Linked DNA regions of Mus musculus: region 2 is linked to region 1. The links are chromatin loops, found by intact Hi-C in ENCODE. Cell type or tissue: left cerebral cortex. All regions are shown on one strand. Each heading gives the region's core, and the rest is flanking DNA. Links, peaks and the distances in the headings are about the cores only. Region 1 has its middle 110 kb from the start of Gm31226. Region 2 has its middle 97 kb from the start of Npy.

Region 1 (2,917 bases), core at 193-2,692:
CAATACATGCGTGTCATTAGCAAAGAATCCATCATCACATGTCCTTTCACATGCTTGCTTTAGCAGAGCATCCTTTCTCCTGTGTCTGTTTCAGCTAAATGTTTCTTTATGAGCCTGCCTTAGTCTTTCACATGTGCCCACTTCAGGAAAACACTCCTTCATGTGTTTGACCTAGCAAAATACCATCCAACACACTGACTCTCCAAACAACCCTTAAGTTTCCATTTCATATACATATAGCATTCAGAATGACAAGGCTGTCATAGGGTTGAGGTTCCATTTTCCTCTTAGACTGATGCTCCAGGCAGAGGCTCTATCCTTGCTCTCCTTTGAGAGCAGAATGCTATGAAACCGCAGTCACTGTCCAGGAGTAAGTAGAACTCCGTGGAGAAGAGAGTAGGAGTCAATTGCAGAACAATTGCTCCTTAAGTGCTTGCCACTGCAGTGAGGAAGGGGGCATTGATAACACCGTATACACTGATGTTAGTAATTGTGAGTGCGAACACAAATAGATGTGTGAGACTGGTGATTAGTGTTGGGATGATAAAGCAGAAGAGATGATCTGTGGAGAGAGCAGGGGGGACTGGACTGAAGGCATATGGAAAGAGAGAGGTAAAGATGTTTGAGCATACAATGTAGCAAAAGATCCTAAACTGGCTTACCAAAAGGAATATTAAATGACTTCCAGACTCTCATGTTTCCTCCAACTTTCTAGAACCTGCTCTCTTCCTTGGAGTCCCCTTCCCCACCCCCCCCACCCCCACTCTGTGTCTTCCCTAGTTCAAGTCACCAGTGCTGTCCTGGTGGATGGGCGGGGTTTCATAGGCAGTCTCAGGTGTTGGTCACACTCTGTGACTTCCTTCAAGGTTTGGGTTGCTGCTGGTCCTCTGGAGATGCCAATGTCTTGCTTGCTGTATGGAGACCCTGTGAAAGCCACTTTCTAAAGTTTGATACCCAATCAGGTTTTCAAGGTACAGATCTGATTTAGAATTTCTTTGCTGCCTTCTCACAAGATCTGTTTGTCAGGCTTCAGTGCACAGAGTCCATGAATTTTGGTCTGCTTTCCCAGGAGTGCTCACGGAGGCTGCCAAGATGCTCTACAGAAATCTTTTTGAAATTCTGTCTTGTGTCTGCTCTATTGCTTGCCAATGCTGAGGTCCTGCGGCCAAGCAGAGAAGATTCCCCCTCCACCCCCCACACCCCCACTCCCAACCTCCACCCCAGGCTTCTGCTATTGCCAGTGTTGCCCTGGGTATCATGTTATCCCCCTCCGTTTTTTGGACTGTTTTTCTCATAGCTCCTCTAAGCTCTCTCCAGATTACTCCCTAGAGCAGGACATCCATGCTTCAGTTGTAATTTGAGAGATTTTTGATTAACAGAATTTTTGTTTTGTTTGCTTTGTTTGCTTGGTTGGTTTTGGTTTATTTGGTTTGTTTCTTTTTTTGCTTTTTGAGATGTAGAATGGATTTGTGTGAGGTTGCCGATGGTCACCAGGTGTCGCTCTAACCCCGTGGTATCTGAGCCCGGCCCAGGCCCAGGAAGTTGAAGCAGTGGGTGTTTGAGTGAGAACAGATTTGATTTGTTTGTTGGAGGAGGACGAGGAGCGTAAACACATCCTTCATTAATATCTAAAGGAATACATAACCAAGCACTGTGCCTGGGAAGACTCTCTAAGGACTTATGTATTGGTTATCTGTTTCATTTATTGCCCAAAATTCTCTACCACAGTTCCTGACTTGAACGTGACTTTCTTACTCAACAGTAGCCAGGTCAAAAGGTTGGTCTGCAGTATGCATATGTAAGGAGCTGTTTGGAATGCTATTAAGAACTTTCAGGAGGATTTAAGATAGTTATGGACATTCAGACTTTCTGTACACTCAAAACTCATTGCAAGTAAATTTTTTTTGGTGTGATTTTATGATAAATTCTCCATCTCTGTAAGTGTAACTGTGTTGAGATATTGAGCCTGCCATTGGACACGCAAACTTTATATGCCCCAGTACAGGGGAACGCCAGGGCCAAAAAGTGGGAATGGGTGGGTAGGGGAGTGTGGGGGAGGGTATGGGGGACTTTTGGGATAGCATTGGAAATGTAAATGAGGAAAATACCTAATAAAAAAAAAGATATTGAGCTTGTGTGTAAGAAGGCATTCAGTAACTTTTTTGAATGAATAAGTGGGAAGATTAATTTGAGCCTTTGACCAAAGGCTAATTTGTAATAGTCAAGTCCCCTTAAGAATAAACTTGTTCCCATCTTTATTCTTTTAATAATTATACCATCAAATGTTTAAGAATAGGCTTTAGACTTACTGTTTACTTGTGAAAAATAGTTTTTATTTTTAAATTTTCATATATGTGCATTGTATTTAAACCATTCCCTTCCTCATAAACCTCTCTTAATTATTATTTTTGCTTATTTATACATGAATAAGTAAACACATAAGTGCAACCTGCTGAGTTCTTTCACTGTTGTCTGCATATATATGATTTTAGGGCTGACTGCCTGGTATTAGATAACAAATTAAGGTGCTCAACCTTGAAGAAGACTAATTCTCCCTCTTTGACCAGTCATTAATTGCCTGTAGCTCGTCATCTAGGGATGGGGCCCAGAGGGATGGCCCCATCCATCTTGTCATGTCAGTATTGCAACTGGTACTAGCCAAGTTTAGGTCTTGTTTAGGCAACTGGATTGTGTGGATTTTATGGGCACAGCTTTTCTGTGCACATAGATCACACATGTATATCTCCTGTGACATACAGTCTTTCACTCCCTTTGTTGTAGTGTTCCCTGAACCCTGGTACATGTTGCACATGTACCAGTTGGGGGCAGGTATACCACAGTCAGTAGTTCTCTGTGTTTTGAACAATTGTGGCTTTCTCTAATGGTTTGCATCTATGGCAAAAAGAAGCTTCCTTGA
Region 2 (2,917 bases), core at 302-2,801, 400 kb after region 1:
AAAGACAATGAAAAAAAGAAAAGAAAAGGGATAGAGAGAAAGAGAAAAAGAAAAAAAGGTAGAGACCAATCAAGAAGGAGAAGCACTCACTATGACTCTCTGGCTTCCATGCATTGCATGCGTGTGCACAGGCATGCACATCCTATCTCCCTCAGTGCACACATGCTCACGTGCACACTGGCTCTCCTGGGATTTCTCATGCAGGTGGCTTATGTACTGTCTTTTGTGAAACCTTTTCTGTACCGGCACAAGAGCTGGGAGTGCAGACTCGCAGTGGAGAGCATGCATACCATAGGTCCCGTCTCCAGCACATAGTCAGTCCACAAACCAGGGACGGTCAACAGAAATCCAGTGTAATCCCATGTAAAATGTGCCACCTCTGTACTTACATTTTAGAAGGTGAAAATAATCAGATGAAATGTCCCCCACTAGATTCAACATACTCTAATTTTATCATACAATCAATATAAAATACTGAGATAACTTTACGAAATTGTTTTACACCGTTTCTGAGTCTGTTACGTATTTCAAAGCATTTACCATGCATCTCAATTAAGACTAACCACATTTCCAGCCCTCACTTGGGCCCTCAGCCCAGACCCTTTGAAGCATAAAGTCTGGAGTGTGGCCCCACTCTATGCCCAAGAGCCCTTCAGCAGATTCTGGTCTTTGTTTAGGTTTGAGAACTATCGATCTAGGCCATGGCTTGTGGACTTGGATGTGCAATAGAAGCACCTGAGAAACGTAAAAATAAAAATGTATGCAGCATTCCTATCCCCAGACAACAAAGGCTTTGTAAGGTCTTCCCAATGGTTCTAACACACAGCAAGATGTTGTAAGGATGTCGCTCGTTATCCCATTCAGTTATGTTTTCCCCTTAGTTCCAAATATTTTAAGATGGCTCCCGTCATCATCTCACAGCATGCAGGCTCTTATTTTCAAAGTCCAGACTCCAGTTTTGTTATTTATTCTACTTGAAGCGTCTGGACAAAAGCAATTGTTTTAACTGATTTCTACAACTCTTTTGCTCAAAAAGAAATCTCCTTTAAAAATCTGAATCTTTTTGCCTCTCTCCCATGATTCCTGATTTCAGAGTGGTTGACTTAACAGCTCTCATTCCTTTACCCCACTTCCCACAGCCCAGGGAGCCTTGGTCACTTCTAGTAGCACCAGTCACTTACAGTTCCACCTGACTGCACACAGGAACTCCAGAACGTTGAACCCCTCCCCTTTTCACTAAGATTTAGCCATCGCTGTCCTGTGTGTCAGAGCAATCCTTGGAGAAGCCCAAGTCCTCCCCCAAAGCATCTTCTAGGGAAAGGGAACAAGGCACAAATCCAATTCATAAGCCCCCTCCCCATCATTACTACTGGTTTCCATCCTGGTAGATCTTTAGTCCCCACGCCCTTGGGTCATGAGAGAGGGAGGATATTGGAAAAGCCACCTGGGAGGCAAGGTAGCACTGGGAGGAATGAAAAATCGGCTGTAGTTCTACAGCACCAAAGGTTCACAGAAAAGGCAGCTGTTTGGCATGCGTGTGCAGCCCACTCGAACAACATAGGCCTCGTTTACTTACCCATATGTAAATATGCATAGCTGAAGCACCCTCTAGTGGAACACCCAGAGAAGGGCATGTTTCCTGGGCAAACCCTTACAAAAAGAAAAAAGGAAGGAAGGAAGGAAGGAAGGAAGGAAGGAAGGAAGGAAGGAAGGAAGGAAGGAAGGAAGGAAGGAAGGAAGGAAGGGAGGGAGGGAGGGAGGGAGGCAGAGTGTTTAGAAATCTCATCTAACCACAGCATCATTTGAGATATGAGCACAAACCTACAGTAGCTCCACAGTCCTGGCAAGGTCCTGGGTGCACAAGCTGGTCCACTGGGGCTATAGAGGGCCGGGCCAAACTGGCTTTCTTAAAGTCCTCAACCTTGAAGGCCTAGCTAGGTTCTTGCTGCACACAGTGCAGGAAGGCTTGTTTAGAGGTGAGAGCTGTAACAAAGAAAGATTTGACAGTCCCACTAGGGTCCCTTCAGTTCACCAAATGACCTGTCCCTATTTCTAAACAGAAGGCCATGGTGGGACCACTCATTCATGGAAGCCTGTCCCTACTGGTGGAGAGTAAAAGAGGAGAGTAAACATTGTTACACTGACTAGAAAGATCAAATTTGTAACAGTTGTCAAAATCAATAATAGTCACACCCATTTCCCAAGAAAATATGCTTGCAGGAATTTATCTAGGGCAAAATCCTAGAAACACTGTAGGTGCCAACGAGAGATAAATTAAATAAATAATGATATACCTTTAGTGTCCTGCCAGGGGCCTCTGTGCTGAGCAGTGTTAGGTGAAAACCTGCTTGTATTAAGGAGTACTTGGAACAGCATTCTTTTGATGAGCAACTCTGAGGGTTTACCAGAGCAGGAGTCCATGAAACTGGTGGACCAGTCACCATCCCATCAGTCCAGGTCCGAGGAGAATGAAACAGAAACAGTCAGTCTTACTCATCTCCTGCACTGGGATTTATTCTTCCTCTCTATGCCTGGATGGCAGAGTTTGGGAGCTTACATTACTGACTTCCCAGGTTCTCAGGTCATTAGCCTTAAACTAAGAGCTATTCCATCAGCATCTCTGGTTCTGAGGTCCAAGATATAGATTGAAAACAGGCTAGCAGCCTCCCAGGGTTCCAGCCTGAAGATGGTATCCATAATTTGTGAGTCAATTTCCATAATACATGCCCTCTCATCTGTCCATTCATCCATCCATCCAGCACTCTCATAACACACACACACACACACACACACACACACACACACACACACCTATATAATCATCTCTTTACTATCTTTTACCTACTTGTTTATCTGTCTCATTGGCCCGCCTCTTTGAGGACCCCAGACTAACACAGACTCTACATTCGCCCAAAAG

Evidence for each region. Peaks named below come from ENCODE experiments on the same cell type or tissue, not always from the same donor. Only the 100,000 strongest peaks of a DNase experiment are listed, where the experiment ranks them.
Region 2: a loop joins it to region 1, with 6 times the contacts of the local background. A loop is called at or near these places in 30 of 42 quality-filtered maps.

What each region holds. Positions count from the first base shown.
Region 1 is chr6:49,517,720-49,520,636 of GRCm38, forward strand. No RefSeq gene overlaps it. Among named protein-coding and RNA genes, the nearest start is that of Gm31226, 110 kb to the right of the region's middle. In left cerebral cortex, for the core only: a CTCF peak has its summit at 1,475 (motif pointing right); a DNase peak (open chromatin) is centred at 1,503.
Region 2 is chr6:49,918,095-49,921,011 of GRCm38, forward strand. No RefSeq gene overlaps it. Among named protein-coding and RNA genes, the nearest start is that of Npy, 97 kb to the left of the region's middle. In left cerebral cortex, for the core only: a CTCF peak has its summit at 1,602 (motif pointing left); a DNase peak (open chromatin) is centred at 1,595.